Regions from separate parts of the Homo sapiens genome. Here all the other regions are linked to region 2. The links are chromatin contacts, found by Hi-C or POLR2A ChIA-PET in ENCODE. All regions are on one chromosome and are shown on one strand. The core of a region is the stretch at or near the end of the contact, and the rest is flanking DNA. Distances in the headings are between cores, read along the strand shown.

Evidence for each region. A loop is a pair of places that touch in the nucleus more often than their neighbours do. ChIA-PET counts read pairs that join two places held with the same protein, here RNA polymerase II (POLR2A). Pooled maps may share reads with other maps.
Region 1: a loop to region 2 is called in a pooled map, with 2.2 times the contacts of the local background. The contact joins the promoter of MAPK1IP1L here to the enhancer-like site in region 2. A Hi-C loop is called at or near these places in 1 of 50 pooled maps. POLR2A ChIA-PET finds 5 or more read pairs at or near these places in 3 of 52 experiments (GM12878, activated B cell and activated CD8-positive, alpha-beta memory T cell).
Region 3: a loop to region 2 is called in a pooled map, with 2.2 times the contacts of the local background. The contact joins two enhancer-like sites. A Hi-C loop is called at or near these places in 1 of 50 pooled maps. POLR2A ChIA-PET finds 5 or more read pairs at or near these places in 2 of 52 experiments (GM12878 and activated CD4-positive, alpha-beta T cell).

Annotation. Positions count from the first base shown.
Region 1 is chr14:55,049,111-55,052,991 of GRCh38, forward strand. It overlaps MAPK1IP1L (mitogen-activated protein kinase 1 interacting protein 1 like), which reads left to right and starts at 2,537. Exons shown (of 4, transcript NM_144578.4): 1 at 2,537-2,693. SOCS4 (suppressor of cytokine signaling 4) reads left to right here. Exons shown (of 3, transcript NM_199421.2): 3 at 1-379. RefSeq lists enhancers at 1,899-2,588, 2,128-2,327 and silencers at 2,358-2,597, 2,948-3,107.
Region 2 is chr14:54,855,437-54,859,295 of GRCh38, forward strand. The region is part of intron 3 of GCH1 (GTP cyclohydrolase 1); the gene reads right to left. It also overlaps the pseudogene RNU6ATAC9P. Among named protein-coding and RNA genes, the nearest start is that of MIR4308, 21 kb to the right of the region's middle. Within about 2 kb of position 2,580, at least 2 of the 41 ENCODE cell types and tissues checked have a DNase peak (open chromatin) inside an H3K27ac peak, as active enhancers do.
Region 3 is chr14:55,070,165-55,073,980 of GRCh38, forward strand. It overlaps MAPK1IP1L (mitogen-activated protein kinase 1 interacting protein 1 like), which reads left to right. Exons shown (of 4, transcript NM_144578.4): 4 at 1-30. Among named protein-coding and RNA genes, the nearest start is that of MAPK1IP1L, 20 kb to the left of the region's middle. RefSeq lists an enhancer at 2,050-2,169. Within about 2 kb of position 1,872, at least 14 of the 41 ENCODE cell types and tissues checked have a DNase peak (open chromatin) inside an H3K27ac peak, as active enhancers do.

The DNA of each region.
Region 1 (3,881 bases), core at 1,287-3,786, 190 kb after region 2:
AAAAGTTGATTACGTTTTCAGAAAATAAAGATAATCACTTTTGCCATGGTTATAATCAAATCTAAGCTTTCAGACTTGAGAGCCATGGTGTAAAACTCAAGGAGGTTTATTTAAATTATGCTGACTTTGCTAGAATTGGATAAATTCTGTATAAGCCAAGTATGAGTTCACATGTACTCGAATATACAGTTTTCACAAAGCTATTACTCTCATCAGTCAGGCTTGTATGATCTATTCCTTACCACAAAAGAAGTAGACAATTGCCACTTTTATTTCTAATCCTTAAGTTGAATGTTTCTTCTTGGATGTAAGTTCAAATAAATTGATCTGGATAAATTTTCATTTCTACTTAATTAAAACTTCCTATGTAAAATCCAAAGGCTTTGTGTTTTATTTTAAAAACATAGTCTTTACTTCACACATTCAACTTAGAATCTGAAAAAGATAGAGAAACCCATATTCTTACATATTTTCTAATTTATAATACACTCCTTTTAGTTTTTTTGTGTTTGGGACTTCCAGAAGCAGGTGCCAAAATGTGATTAGAGGTGCAAGAGATTTATTTGGAGTGAAACACCTAGAAAGATAGAGAAGGGAGCAGAAGGTGGGGAATTCTTCATACCACACAGAAAGTCTGACACCTAGAAGGAAGGATTGGGTAGGGGAGCTTCGGACTTCAGTGCATCTTGAGACTGCTAGATGAGGACTTGGTTCCCAAGCAAAGGTTGCCTGTAGAGAAGCCCACAGGGACAGGAATGGCCTAGATCTAGACCCCTCCAACGTGCTCAGCTACTGGCTGATTGCAGGCAAGGAAAAGTTGGAGGCTATCCATTACTGGTACACAGCGCCAGGACTAGGGTATGGTGAGGCACTTAGGGACAAATATTTGACTATACGACTAAGGAAGACAATGTTTTGGTACAATATTGTAATATCTGAATTGATGCAAAAAAGCCTATGATGAGCAAGATACCAAATTTCAAATCAAACCTGACCAGATTACTGATTTCTTGTTGCTTCAGGTTTCAGCATGGCTCAAGGCACTGCTGATTCACTGTCACCAGTGAGAACAGGCTAGGTCCACACCAGTCGTGTAATTTTCCATAGGCCTGTGTGCCCTTACCCAAAAATAAGACTCTCGGCTTAGGTATTTGAAGTTCCTCTGTTGCCCCTTTTTCAGTGTGAGAATTGTGTGTGCTGTGGAAAACATCCAGGGATGTCTTCCTTTAAACAAGTTCATGGTTAAATGGCCACCCACTCACTCACTAATGCCTTACACAAAGCAAGATGCAAGTGTACCACATACTTTTAGGATATTTTTATATCTTAAAAAATGTATATTGGCCGGGCACAGTGGCTCACGCCTGTAATCCCAGCACTTTGCCGAGGAGGGCGGATCACAAGATCAAGAGATCGAGACCATCCTGGCCAACGTGGTGAAACCTCGTCTCTAAATACAAAAATTAGCTGGGCAAGGTAGCGCGCGCCTGTAGTTCCGGCTACTTGGGAGGCTGAGGCAGGAGAATCGCTTGAACCCGGGAGGCGGAGGTTGCAGTGAGCCGAGATCGCACCGCGCCACTGCACTCCAGCCTGGCGACAGAGCAAGACTCCGTCTCAAAAAAAAAAAAAAAGTATATTGCATATATGTATATATTTTGCACACCATATAATTATCACGACATCTTTATTGCTAGTTAGTAGGTTCCTTGACTGGGGTCATGTCATCTGTGCCTGACACAGGAGGTAATGTTTATTCAGAAATGAAGATGGCGGCTGGGCACGGTGGCTCACACCTGTAATACCAGCTCTTTGGGAGGCCGAAGCGGGCAGATCGCTTGAGGCTAGCAGGGTGAGACCCCATCTCTATCAAAAACACAAAAATAAGCCGGATGTGGTGGCACATGCCTGCAGTCTCAGCTACTCGGAGGCTAAGATGGGAGGATTGCTTGAGACCAGCAGGCAGAGGTTGCAGTGAGCCGAGATCGCGCCACTGCACTCCAGCGTGTGTGACAGAGGCCCTGTCTCAAAAACAACAAAAAAGAACATGGGAGAAGAGGCATTGATGAGGAAAAATCTACAAAGAAAGCAAATATCAATTTGTCAAGCTATTTGCAAACGTCTTCCCTTTCCTGTATTAATATTTTCCCTCTCCCCACTTTTGGCCCGAGGATCTGAGTCCTCGGGTCAGGCCGAAATCAGACCGCGTCCATACCCAGCCTCCTTCGAGGCCTAGCTGTAAAAACCGCTGAGCAAAAGGAATCCAGAATCAGCCCTCAAGCAACTCAAGACAAGTTAGCAATTTCCGCCGGGAAGCCGTGAACATCGGCAGCCACTGGCGTTTCCTCCGAGTCCTCGGAACTCCGGAAACTCTGGGAGCTTTTAGCCCGCCCACCAGGGGAAAGCGGCCCGGAGCCGGCGCCAGGTGGAGCCCATCCCCCTAGGCCTGGCGGGCCGCAGTACCGCCAGGGGCCTGCGGGAGGCGCACGCGGCGCGGCCTGAGGGGAGGGGGAGAACGGGCGGAGGCGGTGCGCTCGGCGCTTCCTGTTCCGGCGCCAGGAGGAGCCGCGCGCTGCTGGTGCTGTTGCCGCCGCTGCTCTAGCTGCCGTCAGTCAGGCTGCGCCCGCGTCTTCAGGGCCCAGTCCCTCGGACCCATCGCCGCTTCTAGACCCTACTGCGGTCTCGGATATTGCCGGGTGAGGCTGCTTCGGTACTAGTGGGAGTCGTGAAGGGGAATCGGGGAGCTGGGGTTGCGGAGCCCGCGGGCGCGGCCAAGCGGGAAGCGGGCGCGGTGACCGAGGTGCATCGAGTCACGTCCAGTGCTCGGGCCGTGGTCGCCTGCCTGGCACCAGGACTAAGCGTTTCTATCGGTCGCCTTCCTCCACGCTGCGGGCTGCCTGGGGATCGCCCCCCAGGGAGAAGGTGTCGGAGGCCGCTGACGTCGCGCCCGACGGGTTTCTGGGCGCCTGACGTCAGGTCTGGCTGCGGGGCGGGGCGGGCGCGGGCCGGCCCCTCCCCCACCCCTTCCCGGCGGGCGCGACCCGCTAGGAGGCCGGTTCGCTCCGGTTGATCCCGGACTCCCTTTGTTCGTGCGTCCCTAAACGGCTGCCGGCCTCGCGCCCCTTGGCCCCGATTTCCCCTCTACCCCCACCCTATTACACTCATTCATTAATTTTTAATAAAAAGGGAAAGGCCTGAAAAGATTCTTACAAGAGTCTCGGGCGCTTGTTAATCCGCAGTGTGACAACGTTCTGGTTATGACTTACTAGAGGAATTGCTCACGGATACATTAGATGAATACCCAGGGCAAACCACGAGAAGGGCAGAATTCAGTGATCTCCTTTTTTAGGACTGAGGAGCACATACCTGCGATAGCGTATGCATAGCTGGACCGTTTTCCTCTTTACCTTGAAAAGCAAGAGTACAGCTTTTAATAGGTAAAGATTCCAGTGTTAAAGCATGAAGCCAGGCTCACTCGACCGCAAGAATTTTTTTTAGTTTTACTACTAGAGAAATACACACCTGGGGGTTGTAAAGGTCTGTTTCGAAAAGGAACCCTCATTACAGGCAAAGGTAGCCTTCAGAAACATTTCATAAGTTCTTTGTTCACTGGTGTTCTTTGGGGGAAGAATAGAAATTTTTCATGCTGGCATCTCTGAGCCCACAATGCAAAGCGAGTTTGCTTCAGAAACTTGGAGTGAATTGCAAATATTGGAATGTTCTTTTCCTCACTCCAGGCGGAATGGGTAAAATCCATCCCCAGTCTCTTAACTGAAACTTTTGAAGCTAGTGTGTTTTGAATTCAAAAATACTTGGATTTTATCTTCATCTTTTTAGAAAGTCATGTTAGACGAGAGATAACACCCCCAGCAGAGTGGGGCACC
Region 2 (3,859 bases), core at 1,330-3,829:
TGGAGGCTGCAGTGAGCCCAGATAGTGCCACTGCACTCCAGCCTGGGCGACAGAGAAAGACCCTGTCTCAAAAAAAAAAAAAAAAAAAAAAAAGCTGGCCGGGTGCAGTGACTCATGCCTGTAATCCCAGCATTTGGGAGGCCAAGGCAGGCTGATCACTTGAGGCCAGGAGTTCGAGGCCAGCTTGGCCAACATGGAGAAACCCTGTCTTTACTGAAAATACAAAAATTAGCCAGGCATGGTGGTGCACATCAGTAATCCCAGCTACTGGGGAGGCTGAGGCAGGAGAATCACTTGAACCCAGGAGGCAGAGGTTGCAGTGAGCCAAAATCGCACCACTGCACTCCAGCCTGGCCGACAAAGCAAGACTCCATCTCAAAAAAACACCAAATAAAATAAAATTTTAAAAAGCAAGTTGTAGTACAGAATATAAGATATGATCTTATGTTTGTGCTTGCATAAATATTTTCCAGAAGGATAGTGAAAGAAATCTCTAGTTCTAACTCTGGGGAATGAAAATAGGTAAGAAAAGTTTTCACTTTATTCACTCATTTGTATTTAAATGGTATGTTGCTTTTATAGTCAAAAAAGAAAAAAAAATACTGCTCCCTCTGTAATCTAATACTCACCTCACTTACTCTTACTTCCATCAGTCAATCTGGTTCCCATCCACTGGAATAGGCCTTGCTCCTACCCTCTGACTGGTCTTTGCTCATGCATTAACTATACCTAGAGAAACTTCTCCCCCATTTAGAATTCTGCTCATCCCTCCACCTCCAGGTCTATTCACCTGCCAGGCCACAGCCATCATGGCTCCTCTGAACTTGGAGCTACAGCAGGCATTTCCATGGCACTTGCAGTCTTGCCCTGTGCACTCTCCTTGAGGGTGGCTGCCATGTCCTGCTTCTTTAGCCTCCACAGTAGCTGGCACAGTGCCCACCCAACAGGTCAGCCATGGCTACCTGAGATACTACAACTCTAAATTCAAGATTTCGTACATTCACTCAATTATTTATTTATTTATTTATTTTTAGTGACACAGAGTCTTGCTCTGTCACGAGACTGGAGTGCAGTGGTGAAATCTCGGCTCACTGCAACCTCCGCCTCCCAGGTTCAAGCGATTCTTCCATCTCAGCCTCCGAAGTAGCTGGGATTACAGGCGCATGCTACCATGCCCTGCTAATTTTGGTATTTTTAGTAGAGATGGGGTTTCACCATGTTGGCCAGGCTGGTCTGGAACTCCTGACCTCAAGTGATCTGCCCACCTCGGCCTCCCAAAGTGCTGAGATTACAGGCATGAGCCACCTCACCCAGCCGAGGCTCAGTTATTTCTAAGGGAAGAAAATGAATACATGTTCAATGGCTTTTCAGCAACAAAAGAAAGTTCTATTCAAACTAAGTTTATTCTAGAATTCTACTAGAGTTGAGCCAGATCAACTCACTTCTGGCATTTTCTTGTTACTTAAGGCTTTACTGCTTGATATTTGACTTCACTGGCACTGAAAGGTCATTCATTTAAAGGCAAGCATATAACAAACTTCATATATAAGATTAAAATGAGCAGTGAAGTTTTGCTAAGACATTCAGCTTTTATTCCTCTTCATTCTCTAAATATTCTTACTTCTTATAAGGAATAAGTAGTTGGATAAAATCTTAGTCTTCTTTTCTATTTAATAGACTCTTTATTCAAATTTTTTGCAAAATATTTGAAAGCAACATACACTTGGTTCTTTGGCTTCATGTTCCATTTTATTCTTAAATTTTAATCCTATTAGTCTAAGGACAAATCCCCATGCTAATAATCAACTCCTTTGTATTGTTTCATAAAAGCTTAATTATTTGAGATCTTTTCCTTTCACTTGGAAAGGAAATAACTAAGATTATTTCCTTCTACCACCAGGTTGCCATTTATTGTATGATCTCACTGAATCACTCAAGAGTCCATTTCCCATAAAGTGTTAATCATGATCAACAGTTGGTTTTTCAGAGAAGGCTGTTACATTAAGACCAAGGCCTAATGTGATCTGCCAAGCTTTTTTACACTATGAAACTATCCATTACACCTTTCACATATGGACAGTCTGTTATAGGCATCAGCAGTGCTGGAATTTCTATATGGGCAAGGTATAGGGTTAGCAATCTTGCTGACAGGGAGGCCCAGGGGACTGGGCCTACAGCTATGTTTGCACAGTAAGCATGCTGATTTTACTTAGACTGTATATTATAAAACCATAAGAATAACCAATTTTAGTAAAGATACTTTTACTCACAGTTGACATGAAATTGGTTTAATACATCATTAGTTGAGGGTAAGTTACTGGGAAGGGAGTCGTTAATAAAAATTATAGTAAGATTAATTACTCCCAATCACTACCAACACACTTTTTCTCAGCAACTTTTCAGCACTGCCACCAGGGATGGATCACACGCAAGCAGCCAGAATGTTTCTGGATTTGTGCTAAGAGCCTTATTCCAGTGAAGCAATTACAGCTATGATATAATATTCTTTCATGGTGCCAAGCAGCCCTATCTAATAGCAAAATAGCTGAGCAGGAATGAGGTCAGAAACTGGGGAAGTTAAATTTGTCTCTTCTACCCACTTTCTTATTGATCCCCAGAGGAAATGAATGAGAAAGTGGAAGTGAAAACAAAGTAACAGGAACAACTTTAGAGGGCAGTTGTCAGATTGCTGGAGTAGTTTTTTTTTTACAGATTCCAACACAGAATTGAGAAATATCAGGACCACCATTTCACAACTGTGTTAAATCCCAGGGCCTGCATAAAGAAACAGGAACACATCAGAGCCACAGCACAGTCAACTGGTCACAGAGACTCATTTATTCCTCTTCTTTTATTTTTATTTTTTTGAGATAGGGTCTTACTCCATCGCCCAGGCTGGAGTGCAATGGCACAATCTCGGCTCACTGCAAGCTCTGCCTCCCGGGTTCAAGTAATTCTCCTGCCTCAGCCTCCTGATTAGCTGGGATTACAGGTGTGCGCCACCACGCCCAGCTAATCTTTGTATTTTTAGTAGAGATGGGGTTTCACCATGTTGGTGAGGCTGGTCTCAAACTCCTGACCTCAAGTGATCCGCCCGCCTCAGCCTCCCAAAGTGCTGGGATTACAAGTGTGAAAGACGGCACCCGGCCGAGACTCATTTATTTCAATTATGATATGGTCACTATAACCTCAAGTTATTCAAACTTAGCTTGATTATTTTTGAAAAAAAAAAAGAGTAGGAACACTTTACCCGACCCCTTCATCTTGTTCTTAACTTTCTCTCTCTCTCCACACACACACACACCTCCCAGTATTTCCTCCATCACTCAAAATTCACTAACTTTATACGAAGAAACAACAAGGATATTTAAGGGCAATAAAATATTGGTGGCTGGGGCCTACCAGAGATATCTGAACACAAACCCCCATGTTGACTTCCAGTTAAACACAGATGAACGTGTATGTACATCACCTCTCCTAAAACCCAAATAAAAAAGGCAGTAAGGGAATTTTTTAAGGCATGAACCCACAGGATAAACAACAGAAAAGAAGATTGTAGCAGGAAAGAGAAATGAGAGCGAGGAGCGTGAACACTGTATCAGAATAAAGCTGTGCAAAGCCAAGGCAGGCAGTCTTGTGTTTGCAGAAACAAAGAACCTAGACATGAACGGACTGGCCTGCAGGACCCCTGAGATATGCCTGGAGGCATCCAGTGCAGAGCAAGGCAGGGTTGAGGCTGGGGATCCCACAGGGAAGTTTCATTACAAGTCTGAAAGCAGTGTTGTATGAAAGCAAAGAAGGTGAGCACTCCCCTTGACAAGGATAGAAGAGTCCTCAGGCCTGACAACAAGTTCGACAG
Region 3 (3,816 bases), core at 622-3,121, 210 kb after region 2:
GGTGAAATAATAAGACCATTCTGGAGCAGGGCCAGTTTCTTTTTTTCCTGTTGTGAGATGACATTGCTCTGACAAACATGCTATCGTGGGTTACCTGACCCAGGCAAGTCCTTTTTTATCACCGTATTAATACTCTTAGCACCAATCCTTTTGCAACTGATCTCCAAAGCAAAATAGAATTCTAAATCTTAGCTCACTTATTTTAAATAAGGCATGCAATAGAATTCGAGTGCCAGGAGAGGATTTGGGTCATCTCATAGAGCTTATTCCTGTGGCTTTTACTTATTTTTGGGACAGTCTCACTCTGTCGCCCAGGCTGGAGTGCAGTGATGCAATCTCTGCTCACTGCAACCTCCGCCTCCCGAGTTCAAGCGATTCTCCTGCCTCAGCCTCCCAAGTGGTTGGAATTACAGGTGCACACCACCAGTCCTAGCTAGTTTTTGTATTTTTACTAGAAATGGGGTTTTGCCATGTTGACCAGGCTGGTCTCAAACTCCTGACCTCAGGTGATTCGCCTGCCTCAGCCTCCCAAAGTGCTGGGATTACAGGCTTGAGCCACCATGCCTGGCCCTCGTGGCACTTAAACTTTTTTCTCTCATTTGGGAAAATTGATTTTCCCAGTGCTGAGGAGAGGACCAAGTAGAGCTTATAACGCTTAGTCTCTCCCTGCTTTCCCTAGAGCAGTTCCACTCTGCACTTCGTGTATTTTCCTTACTGATAAGTTGCTTCAGGAAGGGGACAGATTTGCTGCTTTTAAATTTTAAAAAACTACCATTATAAATGACCATGTCTGCTACTTGAGGTTTATTTAGATCATAGTCAGAGGTTCCCAAGTGTAATAGAATTGGGTCATATGGGATTCTAAGCCATACTTAGTTTTACGTAAGAAAAGAGGAAATAGAACATTTTAAGTTTTGCTCTGATTATGTTTTATGTCAGAGCTTGTCGTTTTATTTAATGGTCATATAGTCTAGCTTTCCTTAAAGATACGTAGATTTAAAAGCCACTTTAGAGATAAGGAAACCAAGTTTAAAAGAGATACGCAGTGACTCATGCCTGTGTAATCCCAACACTTTGAAAGGCCAGGGCAGGAGGATCATTTGAAGCCAGGAGTTTGAGACCAGCCTGGACAACATAGCAAGACCCCATCTCCACAAGCCAAAATTGAAGAATTAGCCAGGTGTGGTGGCATGTGCCTCTAGTCCCAGCTACTCAGGAGGCCAAGGTGGCAGGATCACTTGAGCCCCGGAGTTAGAGGCTACACTGCACTCCAGCCTGGACGACAGAGCAAGATCCTGTTTAGAGGTTAAATTCCCAGAGTCATACCACATAAATAATGAACCAGTGCTTCTGTTATCAAGGCTTAGAGTTTATCCACTAGGTTCTATTTTTTTTGTTCAGGCATCTAGTACTGCAGTTCTTCCAAAACTATCTGGACAATCAAATCTATCTAAATTGAATGTTATGTAGCAGACCTCTCACACTTCATTTAGTGAGTTTCATCGGATATTCAGTTAAAAAAAAAAAAAAAAGCTAATGGTTATGTTTGAAATGCATGGTTTTGTGAATAATCACAGTTCTTCAAGTGCTAACCTAGAACTTGAGTTGTGTTTTCATAAAGGCAAATGTTCAAAGGTATAGCAGTTAAGAGTGGGTTTAAAATGTGAATGAGAGAATTAAGGTAGTGGATGATCAAACCACTAGTTCCAGGTCCAGCCTTTGCAGTTACCAGTCATTGGAGACATGGATATCCAGCTACCCTGCAGTGGCACACACTAGGCCAAGGCTGTCAGAGCAGCTGAGACAGAAGAGGTCTCTGTTAGCAGTGGATGGGCAGCCAAGATGTACAGGAACTGCACAGAGTGTGGAAGAGTCAGAGTGAGGTTCTGCCAAGCACGGCATGACAGTTCTTTTTTTAAACGTGCCAATGCAGGACATGCTAAGTTAAAATATCTTAACTGTTGCTTAGTTACTGCAACACACAAAAACCCCAAGTACTAAGCTTAATGAATCACCTGCGTCCTTTCTTGAATGCTCAAATCTACAAAAAGACTAAACTGCATGACTAACGATTAGGACTCTTACTTGGGCTTTTTATAGAAGTGGAATGAAGAGGACTTGTGCGAACTAGGAAAAGCAGCTTCCCAGCATAAGATTTCTCGTCTGAAAGGGGTAATAAGTCTCCACCTTCGATGCCTCTGTGATCAAATTCTAAAGGGCAGCCCTTCATGGTTCAGCGAGCAACACAATTGCTGGGGATTCACAGGGCAGAGTTGGTATTTTTATTTTTTACTTTTCTTTTTAAATCAGTGTTGGGTCACGAATTTGTTTTTTAGGGTTTTTATTTTAAGCTTTGAGCTCAGCTCTGGTGTGTGATTTACGGCAACTGATTAGCTTCCTGTGCTCACTTCCCTTACCTATAAACATAATAATGCTCAAAGTACCATGAGGGAAAAAACATTCTTCATTCCCTCTAGCTAGAGATCCACTAGGTATGTTAGCATACCCCAAACAATGCACATCTAATATAGTAGCTCTATATGAATATTCCTTTTTTAAAAATCAGATTATCACCCAGGCGTGGTGGCTCATGCCTATAATCCCAGCTACTTGGGAGGCTGAGGTGGGAGGATCACATGAGCCCAAGAAGCAGACGTAGCAGTGAGCCATGATGGCACCACGCCTGAGTGACAGAGTAAGACCCTGTCTCAAAAAAATAAAAATTAGGTGATCAACATTAAGGATTAAATGTTACACAATGTGATTAGCTCTTACCTCACATGCCGGGGGGAGCAGGGAGTACACAATGTGATCCTAATATTTATTAACCACCAACCTTGTGCTCTAAGCAAGTGGTTATATGTCCCAGTTGGATATATGGCCTGGAATCATTCTGGTTCCTGTTTGCCAGGTATAATTTTTTTTTTTTTTTTTTTTTTGAGACAGAGTTTTGCTTTTTCCCTCCAGGCTGAAATGCAATGGCATGATCTCGGCTCACTGCAACCTCCGCCTCCTGGGTTCAAGCGATTCTCCTGCCTCAGCCTCCCAAGTAGCTGGGATTACAAGTGCCCACCACCACACCCAGCTGGTTTTTGTATTTTTAGTAGAGACAGGGTTTCACCATGTTGGCCAGGCTGGTCTCGAACTCCTGACCTCAGGTGATCCACCCACCTTGGCCTCCCAAAGTGCTGGGACTACAGGCGTGAGCCACCACGCCCAGACTCCAGGTATAATTATTAAAGCACCTCCCTTGCATCCACAAAAGTGTCCTGGTGTTTGTGATAAGTCACATGGTTGTCCTAAATATAACAAAAAAAGAGTACCAGTGAAGATTTTATTTCCTCAGAGAAAAAACTTGTCCTAAAAAACATGTTTTACTGTAGAAGTTACCCCTTCATTCACATACAGTCGGCCGCTTGTATCTGTGGGTTCTGCATCTGGGGATTCAACCAACCTCAGGTGGAAAATATTTCGAAGGAAAACAACAATAAATAATACAAAATGTAAAATACAATATAGCAACTATGTGCTAGCATTTACATTGTATTAGGTATTCTAAGTAATCTAGATATGATTTAAAGTATAAGGGAGGATGTGCGTAGTTTACAGGCAAATACGACACCATTTAATATCAGCAACCCAAGCATCTGTGGATTTTGGTATCCCAGGAGGGTCCTGGAACCAATCCCCTGTGGATACTGAGAGATGACTATATTATTTAGGGTGCTACTCAGACTGCATCTTATAAAGGTGAAGAACCATATCCAAGTCACTGAATTGTAGCTACATTATCTTCAGTAAGTCCCAACGGCAAGA